Linked DNA regions of Homo sapiens: region 1 is linked to region 2. A link is an interaction called in ENCODE POLR2A ChIA-PET data of the cell type or tissue named here. Cell type or tissue: A673. All regions are shown on one strand. Links, peaks and the distances in the headings refer to the core of each region. The heading gives the core; the rest is flanking DNA.

Region 1 (9,310 bases), core at 424-8,423, 63 kb before region 2:
AATAAGAAGTTAGAGGCTGACTTGTCACTATGTTGAGTAAGGTATGCAGGGCAGTCAGATGCCGCCACCCTGGCCCAGGGCCTGAGTATTCTCCTGCTTTTCATGAACGTGTATGGCAGCAGCTGCAAGCCCAGTATCGACCCTCAAGCTGTCCCCGGTTAACTCCTGACCATCTGGAATTGGAAAGGAACTTCTCTGCCTTCCATCCAGGGGGCACATTATTTTGTGGGACCTAAAGCTTATCCATCCAAGGAGTGGCGCTTATTAAGAAAAAGAATACAGGCTGGGCGCGGTGACTCACGCCTGTAACCCCAGTACTTTGGGAGGCTGAGGCGGGAGGATTGCTTGAGCCCAGGAGTTCAAGACCAGCCTGGGCAACATGGCAAAACCCCATCTCTACAAAAAATACAAAAATTAGCCTGGCATGCTGGCACACGCCTGTAGTCCCAGCTACTCAGGAGGCTTGAGGTGGAAGGATCACTAGAGGCCAGGAGGTCAAGGCTGCAGTGAGCCGTAATCGTGCCACTGTACTCCAGCCTGCGTGACAGAGTGAGACCCCCCATTTCAAAAAAAAAAAAAAGGAATATGAATTTATAAATACAAAATTAGGGACAACATTGAACACTTATTTAAAACGAGAAAAGAAATCACAGCAAATTACAGATTTTAAAAAGCTGACAAATATCACAAGTAATACATAATACAGAAAAACAGTCGTGATAATTTTTTTACCTTTTTTGGCTGACACTCTTTGATATCCTTTTCAGATGTCAACGGTTTTGAATATTTTCCACAGTGAGAATCAAAAGCTAATTCAATCTTGTTTTAGCATGGGTGATCAAAATGTGTTTTGTATTGTTTTTAGATGTTTCTTAGCTTCACAACTGATTATTGCTAATGTCCTGTACATTTTTCGGATTGTTGTCAAATTTTGAAGACCCCTCTCAAGTTGTTTTTCATATATGATTGGTGAGATTTCAGGGCATTTCAGCTTTTCTTGTGCAGTGATTAATCTGAAATAGTCTTTGAAGCGATAACACTCGTTAATTCATTATTGTCAATGTCCGTGCTGCAGTGGTTTTTCAAGATGTAAGTTGTCTTCCTTGATGTCAAACCAGCAAGAAATTTAAATATTTCCCAATATGTTCATAAAATGTACTCCTCATCATGAATTGGACGATCAAAAATCCAGGAGCCTACTGATTTCTTCTATTCCAAATTGATCTTTTCCTCTTAATGAATTGCTTTTGGTTACAATTCAGTTCTCAGTTTCAAACTGATTTCTGTTGATTTCAATATTCATCTTTTATCCCATCTGTTTCATATCCTGTTAATTTTTACCTGAACTTTCTCTTAGTTCTTTAAGAAATCAATAAATTTAAAGATAACAAAATAAGGTCCTCTTCATTTCTCAACTTGTCACTCTAATTCTCTCTCCTTGAAATCCAGAATTGGACCTGAGGGGCAAATGCAGCTTCTGTGGGACTGGATCCGAGGCAGGAGAACTTGGGCTTTGGAACTGGCTATTCCTCCAGGATGCAGGGGCAGAGGTGGCCCGTGTGCAAGACAGAAGGATGGAGCCGATGTACAGAGAGGCAAGTGGTGAGAGCAGGGGGCAGGGTGGTCCTGAGTTCCTGTGCCTCTGCCATTTCTGGAAGGTTCTGGTGCCTTCCAGAGGGAGACCCAGTAGCCAATCTGCCCTGGGGCTCCCTGATTTCATCGGCAAGCTCCCTGAGCACTGGTGCCCAGTCTCGTAGGCCAGATCAGATACAGGTCTTTGATCATGGCCGGAGAGGGACCCGCAGCATGATCAGGAGGGTGGAGGCTGACTCTGTTGGAGGAAGAGTGGCAATCAGACCACCCCTGAGAGAGGGGCATTTGGAGTACATCTGATTCCCTGATCTGGATGCCTTCTCCTTCCTCTTTGTCCAGTGTATCCTTATTATCCTTCAAGGCATAGGCAGTGCCTGCCTCCTCCGGGAAGTCCCCCAGACTTTCAAGCCCTCACTTCCTTCTCCTGAGACTCTCCATTCCCCTTATCACATCTACAGCCCTTACTGTTCTTTTTTAATTTTTAAGAAATGGAGTCCACCTCTGTCACCCAGGCTGGAGTGCATTGGCACACTCATAGCTCACTGGAGCCTTGAACTCCTGGGCTCAAGTGATCCTCCTGACTCAGCCTTCAGGGTAGCTGGAACTACAGGCTTGTACCGACACACCCAGCTCTGTTCTGTCTTTTTAAGTGGATTGGTTTTGTCTGCCCAACTAGTCAGTGAGCTCTTTGACAACTAGGACCATGGTTTCTGTTTCTGTTTTTCACCTTTGCTGCAAATGCAGTGCATCTTTAATAAGCAATGACCTGGCCAGGCGCGGTGGCTCACGCCTGTAATCCCAACACTTTGGGAGGCCGAGGCAGGTAGATCACCTGAGGTCAGGAGTTTGAAACCAGCCTGGCCAACATGGCGAAACCCCATCTCCATTAAAAATACATCTCCATTAAAAATCCTGTATTAAAAATATTTTTAATATAAGAGCTGGAGGCAGGGACAGGGAACAAAGGGTGACAGCCACCCCACCTAAGCCCAGTGGACTGAAAACAGGGAAGAGGCACGCTCAAGTTAAAACTGGCAGGCATGGCTGGGCATGGTGGCTCACGTCTGAAATCCCAGCACTCTGGGAGGTCAAGATGGGCGGATCACTTAAGGTCAGGAGTTTGAGACCAGCTTGGCCAATATGGCAAAACCCGTCTCCACTAAAACTACAAAAATTACCCGGGCATGATGGTGGGTGCCTGTAATCCCAGCTACTCGGGAGGCTGAGGCAGGAGAATCACTTTAACCCAGGAGGTGGAGGCTGCAGTGAGCCGAGATTGCTCCACTGCACTCCAGCCTGGGCGACAGAGCAAGACTCCATCTCAAAAATAAAAATAAAAATAAAAATAAAAATAAAAAAAAGCAGCAGCAATGACCTGTTGAATGTGCTGGATGGCTTTACTTTAATGCCTCCTCTGAGACACACTTGTGCTGTGCCGCATGCCAAGCATATAGTGGACACCTATTATTGACCCTCTCAGCCTGAGATGGTAGAAGTCTAACTGCCCAATGGGTTCACCTTGCCCATTTAGACAAGAGCCCATTTAGACAGAGCCCATTTATCAAGACGGGAATTGCAATGGAGAAAGAGTAATTCATGCAGAGCTGGCTGTGCAGGAGACTGGAGTTTTAATAATTCTCAAATCAGTCTCTCTGAGCATTTGGGGATCAGAGTTTTTAAAGATCATTTGGTGGGTAGGGGCTTGGGAAGTGGGGAGTGCTGATTGGTCAGGCTGGAGATGGAATCACAGGGGATCAAAGTAAGTTTTTCTTGCCGTCTTTTGTTCCTGGGTGGGATGGCAGAACTGGTTGAACAAGACTACCGGTCTGAGTGGTGTCAACTGGTCCATCGAGTGCAAGGTCTGCAAAATATCTCAAGCACTGATCTTAGGTTTTACAATAGTGATATTATCCTCAGGAGCAATTTGGGGAGGTTCAGACTCTTGGAGCCAGAGACTGCATGACCCCTAAACTGTAATTTCTAATCTTGTAGCTAATTTGTTAGTCCTGCAAAGGCAGACTGGTCCCCAGGCAAGAAGGGGGTCTTTTTGGGAAAGGGCTGTTATCAATTTTGTTTCAGAGTCAAACCATGAACTGAATTCCTTCCCAAAGTTAGTTGGGCCTATGCCCAGGAATGAACAGGACAGCTAAAAGGTTCGAAGCAAGACAGAGTTGGTTAGGTCTGATTTCTTTCACTGTCATAATTTCCACAGTTATAATTTTTGCAAAGGTCGCTTCAATCAGAAGGAGCTGGAGCCAACAGTCAAGGAGCGGCCAGAGGAATTTGATTCCAGGGCTGGTTCTGCCACTTGGCAGCTGTCACTATCTAAGGGAGACAATGTTCCCACCTACCTCAGGGAGTGACCTGAAGGTTAAATCAGACCATGATGTTCTGTCTCATGTGCACGGATGAGGGAGAGGAGGCCTCAGGTCGTGACAACTGGCCAGTGTGCCCCAAAGACTGGACAGAAAGTAAAAGCTCAGACATTCACCTGGGGTCCACAACAGAGACAGGCACATAATAGGGGTCTGAGAAATGTTTATTCAGTGCATGAATAAGTTATGTTAACATCCTGTTAATTTCAGAGCATCAGTTCCTAGACAGTATCACAAATGGCAACATGAAGAGTTAGGGAAAAAGAAAACAGCATGAATTTGCATCGTGGGGCAATGCTTTGGCGTATTGATTGTGCCTTGCTTTTCCTGCAGTCCTTTTCTGCCCCTTTCTTTCCTTTCTTGCAAACAAGGCAGGAGCTGCTCTGGTTGAGACAGTGAGAACTTGCCTATATCACCTCTCCTGGCCCACCAGAGTGCATGGCTGTGTGTCTGGAATTGGTGGGTTCTTGGTCTCACTGACTCCAAGAATGAAGCCGTGGACCCTTGCGGTGAGCGTTACAGCTCTTAAGGTGGTGCGTCTGGAGTTTGTTCCTTCTGATGTTCGGATGTGTTCAGAGTTTCTTCCTTCTGGTGGGTTCGTGGTCTCACTGGCTCAGGAGTGAAGCTGCGGACCTTCGCGGTGAGTGTTACAGCTCTGAAGGCGGCATGTCTGGAGTTGTTCGTTCCTCCCAGTGGGTTCGTGGTCTCACTGGCTTCAGGAGTGAAGCTGCAGACCTTCGCAGTGAGTGTTACAGCTCATAAAGGCAGTGTGGACCCAAAGAGTGAGCAGTAGCAAGATGTATTGCAAAGAGCGAAGGAACAAAGCTTCCACAGTGTGGAAGGGGACCTGAGCGGATTGACACTGCTGGCTCCGGCAGCCTGCTTTTATTCTCCTATCTGGCACCACCCACATCCTGCTGATTGGTAGAGCCAAGTGGTCTGTTTTGACAGGGCACTGATTGGTGCGTTTACAATCCCTGAGCTAGGCCCAGCGAGAAATTGAGCGCAGCACCAGTGGGATAGCACTGCTGGGGGACCCAGTACACCCTCCGCAGCCGCTGGCCTGGGTGCTAAGCCCCTCATTGCCTGGGGCCGGCCAGCTGCTCCGAGTGCGGGGCCCGCCAAGCCCACTCGCACCTGGAACTCCAGCTGGCCCGCAAGCGCCGTGCCCAGCCCCGGTTCTTGCTCGCGCCTCTCCCTCCACACCTCCCTGCAATCTGAGGGAGCCGGCTCCAGCCTTGGCCAGCCCAGAAAGGGGCTCCCACAGTGCAGTGGTGGGCTGAAGGGCTCCTCTAGTGCCGCCAAAGTGGGAGCCCAGGCAGAGGAGGCGCCGAGAGCGAGCGAGGGCTGTGATGACTGCCAGCACGCTGTCACCTCTCAGCTGGACTACATTTCCCAGACTCCTCTGTGGTATGGGTCACATGACTGAACTCCAGCCAGTGGAATGCTTCATGGTAGAGGCCTGCCATGTTTGACCTCTCCTCTTTTCTCCTCCCATCCTCTGGCTGAATGAGAGGCCATGAGGATCTGGCAGAGGGCAGAGCCATAAGGTAGAAGTGAGGTAGGAGGTGGACCACGACTCCAGAGGCAGGGTTTGAACTTTTGGCCAGATTGGAAGACTTTTGGCCAGATTGAAGACAGGGAAGAGGGGAAAGCACCTGACCTTAAGACACACCCACCAGTGCCATGTCAGTTTGCCATTGCCATGGCAACACCTGGAAGTTACCGCCCCTTTTCCATGACCAGGATCTGATAACCTAGAAGTTACCACCTTATTTCTAGAAATTTCTGCATAATCTACCCCTTAACTTGCATATAATTGAAAGTGGGTATAGGCCAGGTGTGGTGGCTCACACTTGTAATCTCAGCACTGTGGGAGGCTGAGACAGGTGGATTGCTTAAGCCCAGGAGTTCAAGATCAGCCTGGGCAACATAGTGAGACCTCCTTTCTATAAAAAATATAAAAATTAGCTGGGCGTGATGGTGTGCAGCTGTAATCCCAGCTACTATGGAGACTTAGTGAGGAGGATACCTGACCTTGGGAGGCAGAAGTTGCAGTGAGTTGAGATTGCACCACTGCACTCCAGCCTGGGCAACAGAGCAAGATCTATCTCAAAAAAAAATTTTTTTTTAAAAAGTGGGTGTAAATATGAGTGCAGCACAGCCTCTGAGCTGCTGATCTGGACACACTGCCTATGGGGTAGTGTGCTTTGCAAGGAGCAGTACCTCTGCCACTTCAATGAAAGTTGCTGTCTTAACACCACTGGCTCACCTTTTTTTTTTTTTTTGAGATGGAGTTTTGCTCTTTTTGCCCAGGCTGGAGTGCAGTGCAATGGCCTGATCTCGGCTCACCGCAACCTCCGCCTCCCGGGTTCAAGCGATTCTCCTGCCTCAACCTCCCAAGTAGCTGGGATTACAGGCATGCACTACCATGCCCGGCTAATTTTGCATTTTTCGTAGAGACAGGGTTTCACCATGTTGGTCAGGCTGGTCTCGAACTCCCGACCTTAGGTGATCCACCCGCCTCGGCCTCCCAAAGTGCTGGGATTACAGGCGTGAGCCACCGTGCCCGGCACCACTGGCTCACCTTGAATTCTTTCCTGGGCAAAGCCAAGAACTCTCCTGGCTGAGCCCCAGTTTGGGGGCTCACCTGTCCTACATCATCAGAAGCCTGGGTCTCTGAGTGACAGAGTAGAGCAGAGCCTCCCATCCACCTGCATTGGTCTATGGTATAAGCAAGAAAACTTTCATTATGCTGCACCATGAGATTTGAGAACGCTTTATTACAGCAATTAGCCAGTGGAGGTGATGGAAGTTGCAGATAAATTTGGGACTCTGGGAACAAAAATCAGGTGACCTGATAATGGCTGCCACAGGAAGTAGATAACGACAAGGATGGAGGAGACAATGTCCAGTCCGTGGGAGGCCACGACTGAGAGGCAACTCCTGGGATGGGGAGTGGGGAGCCTGGAGTTGACTGGGCCCTTCCTGAACTGACTGCACCCAAGTCTCTGCCAAGAGTCCTACTGGGGGCTCCAGAGAAAGGAAAGTACCATGATAGAAAATAAAGAACTTGGTACTGTTTGCCTCCTGACGCTGTGGTCTGCAGCATTTATGTATGCTTTGTTCATCTCTATTAAACAAGCAATCTGGAAGCCACCTATTTCCAAACCAAACCAAGCTGTGTTTGTTGGCCTGATCAAGCTGTTCTTGTCAGGAATTCCTTTCTGGAATCACTTTTGATTGTTTAGAACATGTGTTCTTGATCCAGTTTCCTGCGGCAGCCCGCAGGGGCCTCAGGGGGAGTGCAGGGTGAGGTTGATTGTTCCCATTACACAGCTGGGGAAGAAGAGGCCACAGGGGGGAATACCTGGCCTGAGGGAACCCAGAAGGCAGAGGGGAGCCCCCGTCTCCTCACTCCCAGAGCCAGGCCCTGTCCCCATCAGTGAGTGGTGGGAGGACCCTCATCCTCCCTCCGCATCTGGTTCCCACCTGGGACCCCACAGGGCTGAACCTTGGGATGGGATTGGGGAAATCGGGGGCTCAACAAGAAAACTTGTTTCAGCAAAGGATTGAGCTGTCAGACAGTGTGGACTATGCTACTGGAATTTTATGGTTATTCACACGGAAATCTCCAGCGCTCTAGTGTGGCCAGAGGGCTCGCTGCTCCTGGTTGGATCCAGGGTTTATGGAACCTAAAATTTCTACAGGATTTGGGGCCCTTTTTAAGGGGGAAGAAAAGAAGGAAGGAAAGTTACAAATACAAAATTAGGTATGAAAATGAATACTTATTTAGAATGAGAAAGTAAATCAAACATTGTTTTTTAAGCAAGAGCAGGTAACACAAACTTCATAAAATATTAAAAGCCCTATAATATTTTTAATAATTAGCTGCTTAACAAACCTTTCTAATATTTGTCCTACATTTTTGGCTGCATACTGTTGCTTGCCTCTTCATAGATCAATTTTGTACACTTTCTATGGAGAAAAGAGAAAGATAATTGTGTTTTTCCTCATTGATTGGATTTATTTTAAGTGAGTGATAGCTGGATACATAAAACATGCAACTTCACACAGAGACGTTTTTGCCATTTGTATTCCTGCTCCAGCATTTTGGATACAAAAACAGGGTGTCTCATGAATGGTACTTTCACATTTCCCAGGAGAAAAGAGGTATGGTATGTGTTCTGATTACACATGCTGCATTAGCAAGGATCTTGCTAACAGGTGAGACCTGCTCTGAGCAGGCACCCGTGAGAACAGAACCCCCCATTTAGAGTTGTACATCTGGGGATTGGAGGATTCTTCTATAAGCTAGCTTCTGATTCTGTACATTTCAAATCTTATTTCTTCTCTGTTACCCACTCCCCCACATACTTCCTTTATCTGTTCATTTTTTCAGGCAGCTCTTTGCACGATGCCCGGGGAGCTGGCACAGCAGGCAGTGGCAACGTTTCTGGGAGCCATTCCTACCCTGGGGTGCTAGCAATTGCCTAACCACACACAGAAGTGATCGGAAACCACATAAATGCACCTCACTAAGCCCAAACTGCAGGGACCCCCTAACTCCTCTTCCACTCAGCCCCACCCCCCAAATACCTGTGGGCACACCAGTGCCACCTGACCTAAAGTGGAGTGTGATGGAGGTACCGGAGTAGAAGGTCTAACAGATATATCATTTTATATGTTTTATCGAAACATAACATCATTGTGTGAACAATTTCTAGGGCTCCTCCCCTTGCAAATGAGGGGCCCTGTGGTAGCCACTGAGTGCTAAGAAGCGAGATGTTCTTCCTACCAACCGTCGGCTTTAGACTGGGCCACCTCGTGGCTGCCCAGGTTGGAGAAGGGTTGTGAAGCATGGGGTTTGTAGTCAGAAGATATGGGTTGGATCCTGGACAAAACGTGGGCTGTAAAGCACTGTACAGGCATCAGTTACTCTTACTGGCCAAATGAGCACTTGTTAAGTGCATCTGGCATTTGAGGCCAGTGCTGGTACCAAGTGCTCCGCTAAATGCTGGAACGACTGAGAAAGAGCCACCACTCTGCCTCGCATGCTTCTCTGGGACACACAGACCTGGGGGCCTGAGCCCTAGGTGGGAAAGCACTCAGAGGTAATTTCTCCTTCTGGGAGGGCTGCACAGCCCCCAGCCCAGGGCAATGAACAAACAGGGGGAGCCCAGGAAGGGGAGTCCTGTCCAGGGCACAGTCTTCGAGTCCCCAGGACACCATCACCTGCCACGGCACAGAACCGCAGGCTGTGAGAGTTGATTCCAGGGGTGTATTTTATAGCTTACTGATGAGCTGTCCTCTCCTGTCTCAGGATCTGACCTGTGCCCTGG
Region 2 (9,310 bases), core at 650-8,649:
GCCACTGCACTCCAGCCTGGGGGACAGAGTGAGACTCCATCTCAAAAAAAAAAAAAAAAGAAATGCAGAGCTCCCTCACCTCTGTCCTTAACCATGCTATCTTCAGCCTCATCTGGGAAAGAGGCTTCCGGGAACAGGAGCAGGGGGACCCTCAGCCAAGCCAGGAGCTGGATGAATCATGCTGGCTTGGCCCAGTCCACAGGGGCTCCAGGTAGAGGGACTCTAGAGCCACAGTCCTCCCGGAGGAGTTTCCCCAACTTTCCAGCCCCTGGCCCACCGTGGACTGCTGGGGTTCCTGGTTGGTGCGGGCCCTTTTCTGCCCCTCGGTTTGTGATCACACTGTTTTCTTTACCACTGTCCCTTGGAAAACTTCCATGCATCCTTCAGGGCCCAGCTCAGATGTCACCTCCTCCAGGAAGCCTCCTCATGAAGCCTTGCTTCTTAGCCCAAGCTCAGTTTGTCCCTTCCGTAAGTGCTGCTGCTCCTGACTCCATTCAACACGTGTGGATTCTGTCGTGCATCAAAACACCATTTGCTGAGCAGCTACTATGTGTTCAGTCTCTGTGTGTTACCCTGGGGTAAATAAGACAGACCTGGCTCCTGGCCCCGGGGGGGTGTGCGGTGAGATTATCAGGGAGGGGCACCATGGCAGATATGCTGCTGTCCCCAGTGCCCAGCAAGGACCTGGCATGCAGGAGATGCTTCATGGGGGTTTGGTGCTGGGCGAACGTCCTCAGCGTGGAGGCCTCAGCCAGCACAGCAGGGGAGCAGAGGCTGTCTTTGGCATTAATCCCTGAGTAGCTTCCTGGTCCCAGCTGCTGGGCTGGGGGACATCGCCCACTCTCCAAGCTGCTCACATACATTAGTAGCCGCTGGAGATGGGTGGGGGCTTCTCAGCTTCACAGGGGCAAGGTGCAGTGGCAGAGTAGGCCTTGCCCATGAACCGCCAGGGTCCCCTAGCCGAGATGAGTTCCCTCTGGCAGGCTGTGGAAGGATCATCCCTCCCTGGGTGCGTGACCCCCAGCCCCGCCCGACCTCAGGTCTATCCCGGGGCCTCCCCTCCCACCTCCGAGCTCTGGGTCCCCCGCTGTAAAAAGCCTGCAAGGCTGGCTCAGAGTCTGGTCCCAGGGCAACTGTGGGGTTGGCCGTGGCCCCACCCTACTGGGTCTCACTCACTCTCAGCTCACCTCAAAGCCCTGAGGTGGGAGTCCTGTGTAGCCCCTTTCTGTGCCAGAGCACACCCAGACTTTTCTCTTCCAGCCTGGGGCTCATCGTCTGAGGGCAGGGCTGCCTTTAAGACATCGTGGGGTTCGGCCACCCCAGTGCAAGCTGCCCCCACCACGGCCCCTCTTCAGGCCCAGGGGTGAATGGCTGCTTGTACCAGGTAACTGCAGCCCAGTCTCAAGCCATTGTGTCCCTGAGGCACCTGGTCCCCCTGGAGGGTCGGCCTTCTTCCCCTCTAATCCCCCCAGGCCTCTCCCAGGGACCTCTTAAAAGCACAGATCCCACGTGTTTCTCTCCCTTGCTCAAGACTGTCTGGCGGCCTTCTCCTTGCTCTCGGAGTGAGGTCTAAACCCCTCAGCACGGACACCAGGCCCCACGGGGTCTGCAGCTGCCCCTCACTTCCTCTGGGTCATCTCCCCTCAAGCTCACTGCTCCCAGCACCGCCCCTGCACACTGCGGCTCCTCCTGCCTCCCTGTCTGTACCCACCGTGTGGAGGACCCCTCATCAGCCTTCAGACTTCAGCTGAAGCGGCACCTCCTCCCAGAGGATCTCCCTGTTTATCTCATTTAAAGATGGCCCGCTGCGTGTGCGCTTTTGAAAATTGCACCATAATTCGCTTACTATAAAATGGGCCCTCTTAAAAGGATACACTTCAGTGGCTTTTAGTATATTCACAAGGTTGAACAACCATGACCACTTTCCAATTTCAGAATGTTCTCATCACCCCAAAAGGAAACCCTATCCCCGTAAGCAGTCTCTCCCTGTTCCTCCCTCTTCCCAGGCCCTGGCAACTGTAAAGCTGCTTTTTCTCTCTCAGGACCTGCCTCTTCTGGACATTTCGTATAAATGGAATCGTGTAATATGTGGCCTTTCGAGCTGGGCTTCCTTCACTCAACGTCATGTTTCCAAGATCCATCCCCATTGAAGCTGGTGTCGGAGCCTCACTGCTTTCTGCGGGCAAGTAACATACCATCCGGAGTGGGTTACGTTGGTTCCTTTCATCAGTCCCTTGGTAGCACAAGTCCAGTTTGTACTTTCTATTTTTATTTTATTTTATTTTATATTATTTTATTTTTGAGATGGAGTCTCACTCTGTCTCCCAGTGGCCCAGCTACTTGGGAGGCTGAGGTGGGAGGATCGCTTAAGCTGGGGAGGCCGAGACTGCAGTGAGCTGTGATTGTGCCACTGCACCCCAGCCTGGGTGACGGAGCTAGACCCTATCTCAAAGAAAATAAAGAAAGAAAGAAAGAAACAGAAAAGAAGACGAGTGAAAGTCCTAACCGCCTTTGTCTCTAAAAAACTGTTTTTAGAGACAGAGTCTCACCCTGCCGCGCGGCTGGAGCTGCCATGCCATCACAGCTCACCTCAGCCTCAAACCTCGGGTGCTCCTTGTGTGTGGTTGTCGGGGGAGGGTCTGAGCTCGGCACTGCCTCCTTGCAGGGGTGCATGGTGCCACCTGCAGCACGTTTGCACTCCCCGACCCAGGACAGACTGGTGGTGCCCCCTTGCCGGCCCCTGCGCCCCTCCACGCAGGGAGATCTGTGCCCTAGGAACAGCTCCCAGCCATGGCCAGGGACCACCGGGAGTGGGGAGAACAGCCTGCTTTCCCACCTCCCCGATACCTCTGAGGCTTGTTCTATGTGGTCTCCCAGAGGTCTCCACGGGGCCTAGCCCCGCTGCCACTGCTGAAAACTTGCCTTATTTGGCTTCTCCCCTCCCCTGCGCCCCTTCCCTCTTTCCCTCCCACCCTTCCCAGGCTCTCCACCAAAACACACTACTTGTGCTCAAATCCTTGTCTCAGCGGGAGCGTCCAGGGCCCTGGCCTAAGAGCTGGCAAGACCCCAGCTTCCACCCCGCTGGCTGTCCTCCCAGCTAGGCCTGACTGGCCCCTGCTTCTCCTGGGGCTTCACCCCCAGTGCCCCTCCCAGCCTTTTCCCCTCTCTGTACCCCCAACCCCCTCTCCCGGGGCTTCACCCCAGGGGCCCCTCCCAGCCTTCTCCCCTCTCTGCACCCCCGACCCCTCTCCCAGGGCTTCATCCCAGGGGCCCCTCCCAGACTTCTCCCCTCTCTGTACCCCCAACCCCACAGGCCTCTGGGCTCGGACTTCAGCCCTCACTTTCCCGACGCCACCCTAGTGACTCTCGTCCCCCACCGGCCCCTTCCTTGGCTGCCACCACAAGCCATTTGGTTCACAACATAGCAAATGGCCTGGGTCTCCCCGAATTCCTGTTGCTTGTGTCATATGCAAGAGAACTCAAAATAGCACGTGCAGCCTGCCCTGGCCTGGGAAGTATCTGGTTTTCCCAGGGGTTGGTCCCCAGGGCAGGACAAGGGGGTTTGCTCACCAACACCCCATTTTTGGGCCCTGTGCCCAGCTCACACGCTCTCCTTCCCCTCCAGGGCCAGGCTTGGCTTTCACTGTGCCCCTCGCTCACTGTGTGACCTCAGACAACGCACACAGCCTCTCTGAGTCTTCATTTCCCAGCGTGCAACACAGGGATAATTCCTGGGCTGCTCTGGGCAGTAGTTTCAAGGTTGAAGTGTGACAAGGGATGGGAGAATAGCTCATGAGTTTTTTTTGTTTTTTTTGTTTTTTTTTTTTGAGACAAGTTCTCTCTCTGTCACCCAGGCTGGAGTGCAGTGATGGGATCATAGCTCGCTGCAGCCTCGACCTCCCCGGCCAAAGCGATCCTCCCACTTCAGCCTCCCGAGTAGCTGGGACTACAGGCATGTGTCATCACACCCAGCTAATTTTTAAAATTTTTTATAGCGATGGGGTCTCCCTATGTTGCCCAGGCTGGGTTTGAACTCCTGGGCCCAAGTGCTCCTCCTGCCTTGGCCTCCCAAGGGATTGGAGAATACCTGGTGATTTTAAAACAGCATTTTTTTTTTTCTCCCAGAGAATGGGCATGAAGGGAAGGGGGTGGGAGGGCAGAAACCTGGCCTGGGGCCCTACCGCATGTCCCTTCTGTCTGCAAACCTGGGCCCTCACCATCATTATCCCCATTCTACAGATACAGAAACCGAGGCTCAGTGAGATCCTGGGGTTGCCAGAGCTCATGGGGCTGGCGGTGGGTGGGTCAGGGCACAGGCTTTGCTCACATGACCATGAGGCTGACGGTTTTTGCTTTCTTCCACGTGATCTTAGCAATCATCAGAGACTGTTACAATGAGCACGTTTGGTGTTATTCATTAGTGCCTAGGACAGTTCATGATATGTAGTAGGTGCTCAGTAGATGCGTGGGTGAATGAATGAATGAATGAATGAATAAAACCACAGAGCTCCCCTTAGAAAGACCGATACGGATACATGACCCCTGTGGATGCAGCTAAACAGAGGAAACCCAGCTGCACGTGGGCAGTCGGCCTGACGCACCCGGAGCCGGGGAAGTAAATATGGCCAAGAAGCACCTGGAGCAGGTCCCGGGTGCTCAACCGCAGACGGCCAGTCTCCAGGCTGCGGGGACGCTCGGGTCCTTCTTGGGAGGTTCCTGCAGGGGAGCGGAGCTCCTGCCTCCCCAGGCATTCTCCGTCTTGGGAGACATTGATTTCAGTGCAGTGCTGGTGCCTCCAACTCATTGCTGGACCTCACAGAAGCCCCGGCAGCCTCCCCGGAAGACATCATTTCTTCCTCCTATAAAATAAAGGGGGAGAGATGATGGGCACTTTGGCCAAAGTAACACAACTGGGGCAGTTTTTGGAAACCCAGGGAGGTATTTCTGATATTCAAACCAAGTTAGGTGCAACCTCTGAGTGCCTTGGGAGAAAAAGCTCCCAGTCGATGGCACCAGCCCTCGGCCTTGGCAGGACATAAGGGACCCTCAGGCTGAGCCAACATCACTGTCCCCACCAAGAATAAGTCTTTCTCCACTGCTGGTTCCAAAAGACATGCGTGACGGGCAACAAAAGCCACATTGGAGAGTGCAGCTGTGCTGTGAGGGTCGTTCTTGGTTCATTTATGGGGTAGCGGGGCGGGGGGAAGAGGAGGACAGAGTACTCTTATGACTCTCCTGGGTTGTTTTCTAGCCTAGGGGGAGGGTAGGGAATGGGGTTTCTGTGCCAGGGACCCCCTTTCTCATCGACCTCACACAACACTGGCTCACACAGCTGGGCCAGTCTCCTTCGCAAGAGGAAGCCGCTGTGTTGGGGACTTGGACGGCAATCCTATTCCCAGAAGAGGGGTCTTGTCCTAGACCCCAAGAGTGTGTTCTTGGATCTCTCGTGGGAAAGAATTCAGGGTGAGTCGCAGAGTATAGTAAAGTTAAAACAGTTTATTAGAAACCACTCGGCCGGGCGCGGTGGTTCGTGCCTGTAATCCCAGCACTTTGGGAGGCCAAGGGGGGTGGATCACGAGGTCAGGAGATCGAGATCATCCTGGCTAACATGGTGAAACCCCGTCTTTACTAAAAATACAAAAAATTAGCCGGGCGCAGTGGCGGGCGCCTGTAGTCCCAGCTACTCGGGAGGATGAGGCAGGAGAATGGCGTGAACCCAGAAGGCAGAGCTTGCAGTGAGCCAAGATCACGCCACTGCACTCCAGCCTGGGCGACAGAGTGAGACTCCATCTCAAAAAACAAAAAAAGAAACCAAAGAAACCACTCTAGGCCGGGAGCAGTGGCTTGTGCCTGTAATCCCAGCATTTTGGGAGGCCGAGGCAGACAGATCACCTGAGGTCAAGAGTTTGAGACCAACCTGACCAACATGGTGAAACCCTATCTCTCCTAAAAACAAAAATTAGCTGGGCGTGGTGGCGGGCGCTTGTAATCCCAGCTACTTGGGAGGCTGAGGTAGGAGAATCGCTTGAACCCGGGAGGCAGAAGTTGCAGTGAGCCGAGATTGTGCCACTGCACTCCACTCTGGGGGACAGAGCAAGACTCCGTCTCAAAAAAAAAAAAAAAAAAAAAAAAGAAATCACTCATTGCAGAGTAGGGCCTCCTCAGGAAGCAAGAGGAGGAATGCTTCTATCTTAAACATAGTGCTTGCTTATACAGGCTGTTAAAAACAGTGTGCTTTATTACAAAGGCTTGTGATCAGCTTGTGACAGACTATTAGCATTATTTTCCTATGTTACTACTGATTTTAATAAGAATTTACCAGTGTACTATTATCTTTAAGAAAAACTTCTTCTGGCTGGGCCCAGTGGCTCACCTGTAATCCCAGCACTTTGGGAGGCTGAGGCAGGTGGATCACCAGGTCAGGAGTTTAAGACCAGTCTGGCTAAGATGGTGAAACCCCGTCTCTACAAAAATTAGCCAGGCACAGTGGCAGGCACCTATTATCCCAGCTACTTGGGAGGCTGAGGCAGGAGAATCAGTTGAACCTGGGAGGCGGAGCTTGCAGTGAGCCAAGATTGTGCCACTGCGCTGCAGCCTGGGTGGTAGAGTGAGACTCCGTCTCAAAAAAAAAGAAAAGAAAAACCACTTCTTCTTCTTCTTTTTTTTTTCGTAGCCCAGGCTGGAGTGCAGTGGTGCAATATCAGCTCACTACAACCTCCGCCTCCTGGGCTCAAGCAGTCCTCCCGGCTCAGTATCCTGAGTAACTGGAACTACCGGCATGCACCACTACGCCTGGCTAATTTTTAATGTTTTTGCAGAGTTAGGGTTTCACTATGTTGCCCAGGCTGGGCTCGAACTCCTGGGCTCAAGCAATCCACCTGTCTTGGCCTCCCAAAGTGCTGGGATTACAGGAGCAAGCCACATGCCTGGCAAGAAAAACTTATTCTTAACCCAAGAATGCTTTTTGTTCTTGAAAGATTGGGGCATTTCCATCAGTTCTGGGTCTTCAGTTAGTTAGCATCATCAACTCTTTCTCTCAACCATAAAAAACATCTTGTGGGCAAGACAGCCCAACCCCCTGGAATGTAACCCAGTAGGTTTGGCCTTATCTGGCCTTTATTCAAGATGGAGTCACTCTGATTAGGATGCCTCTGACAATCCCAGCGAGCTGCTGTGGGTTGACCAGTGTATTAGTCCATGCTCACATTGCTAATAAAGACATACCTGAGACTGGGTAATTTCTAAAGGAAAGAGGTTTAATTGACTCACAGTTCAGCATGGCTGGGGAGACCTCAGGAAACTTACAATCATGGCGGAAGGGAAAGCAAATATGTCCTTTTTCACGTGGCAGCAGCAAGGAGAAGTGCCGAGTAAAAGGGGGAAAAGCCCCACTTATAAAACCATCAGATCTCATGAGGACTCACTACCACAAGAACAGCAGCATGGGGGTAACTGCCCCCATGATTCAATTACCTTTCACTGGGTCCCTCCCACAACATAGGGATTATGGGAACTATAATTCAAGGTGAGATTTGGGTGGCGACACAGCCAAACTACATCAACCGGCCTGGGTCAGCCTCACCCTCCTGACATCATCCTACCCTGGGTGGGCCCTGGCCTCGTGTGAAGCAGTGGATGACATACCAGGGCTGCTTCCAGACACTGTGCCACCAGCCCTCTGGGCGATGCAACGTCACAAAGTCCCTCTAGCCTCGACTTTCTCATCTGCCAACTAAGAAGAGTGACAGTGTCCTTGGCTCACAGGCTGGCTGTGAGAACCAGATGGGAAGTGGGGTGTGGGATCTTAGGAGGCATAGGAGCAGGCCTAAAGTCTCACCACTGTAAACTTCCACACTACATATTGTGGTAGGCCACCTTCTAAGATGACCCCCAAGGACTCCTACCTCTTGGTGGTCACAGCTTTGCTCTTCCCTCCCCTTGCAGGTGGGCTGGACCTGGTGACTTGCTTCTACCTGATAGAATACAGCAAGAGTGATGAGATGTCACTTCCGAGATTAGGTTGGACGGATGGTGACTTCCAGCTTGTTAGTCTTCTCTCGGGCTCTTCTTGTTTGCTTGCTCTGGTGAAGCCAGCCACCATATGGTGAGTTGCCCTGTGGAGAGGCCCATATGGCAGGGAGCTGAGGGAGGCCTTTGGGTAACAGCCTCTGAGAAACTGAGGCCCTCAGTTCAGTAGCTAGTGAAGAGCTCAATCCAGCCCACAGCCACTGAGCAAGCTTGGAAGAGGACCCTTCCCTGGGGCAGCTTTGTGCTATTGTAATATAATAAAGAGTGTATATCTGGTTTTCATCTAGGGTTCCTGGCATAGAGTTTCTAAAACCACTGGAATTTCCTAAGTAAAAGGGGTGAGAGAAGTGTCTTTTGTTACTCATAATAAGCCCCCTTCAACCATACTTGAGTTTATTCTAATGAGGTGACTCATGGAGGTTGGGGGCTGGTAGCCAGAGGAACCAACCACGTGATTGAGGGTTGCAACTTTCAGCCTCACCCCCAACCTCCAGGGAGGAGAGAGGGGCCAGAGATTGAGTTCAATCACCCATGGCCAATGATTCAGCCAAGCATGACTATGTGATGGAACCTCCATAAAAACATTGGGTCTCATGAGAACAACAGAATACAGAGAGCTGGTTTGGTGGACATATGGAGGCTCTGGGAGGGTGGTGGGCCCAGAGAGGGCATGGAGCCCCTCTCCCATACCTCGATTATACATCTCTTCGATTTGGCTTTTCCTGAGTTGTATCCATTATAATAAACTGGTAATGGTATGTAGATTGTTTTCCTGAGTTCTATGAGCCATTCTAGCAAATTATTTAACTTGAGGAGGAGATTGTGGGAACCTTCAATGTATAGCTGGTCTGTCATTAGTGCAGGAGGCCCTGGACTTTCAACTGACATCTGAAGTGGAGGCAGTCTTGTGGGATCCCTTAACATGTGGGATCTGCATTAACTCCAGGAAGATAGTGTCAGAATTAAATGGAATTGTAGAACACTCACTTGGCGTCCAGAGAGTTGGTTGGTGTGTGGGAAAAAATATCCCACACACTTGGTGTCAGAGATGTGAGTAAAGACAGGTCAGAGACCTTGCGATGATTGCAGCCCTGGCTGACACCTTGATTACAAGCTCTTGGGAGACCCAGAGTCTGAGGCACTCAGCCAAGCTGCATTCAGATTCCTGCCTAAGAAAAACTAGGAGATAATCAGCATTGTTTTAAACCACTAGGTTTTGGGGTTGTTATATGGCCATAGATAACTAATACACATATTTATTTTAACATCTCTTAGAAAAATA

The links. ChIA-PET counts read pairs that join two places held together with the same protein. Peaks named below come from ENCODE experiments on the same cell type or tissue, not always from the same donor. Only the 100,000 strongest peaks of a DNase experiment are listed, where the experiment ranks them.
Region 1: POLR2A ChIA-PET joins it to region 2 with 8 read pairs; 7 of 35 experiments call an interaction of 5 or more read pairs at or near these places.

What each region holds. Positions count from the first base shown.
Region 1 is chr11:68,969,458-68,978,767 of GRCh38, forward strand. No RefSeq gene overlaps it. Among named protein-coding and RNA genes, the nearest start is that of MRGPRD, 6.9 kb to the right of the region's middle. In A673, for the core only: no CTCF peak of the experiment used is centred there; a DNase peak (open chromatin) is centred at 5,404.
Region 2 is chr11:69,032,627-69,041,936 of GRCh38, forward strand. It overlaps LOC124902701 (a long non-coding RNA gene), which reads right to left and starts at 8,279. Exons shown (of 2, transcript XR_007062753.1): 1 at 7,905-8,279; 2 at 4,390-4,859. It overlaps LOC124902702 (a long non-coding RNA gene), which reads left to right and starts at 5,310. Exons shown (of 3, transcript XR_007062754.1): 1 at 5,310-5,463; 2 at 7,945-8,104; 3 at 8,316-9,310. RefSeq lists enhancers at 7,429-7,930, 7,931-8,430. In A673, for the core only: no CTCF peak of the experiment used is centred there; a DNase peak (open chromatin) is centred at 8,405; H3K27ac peaks cover 805 bases.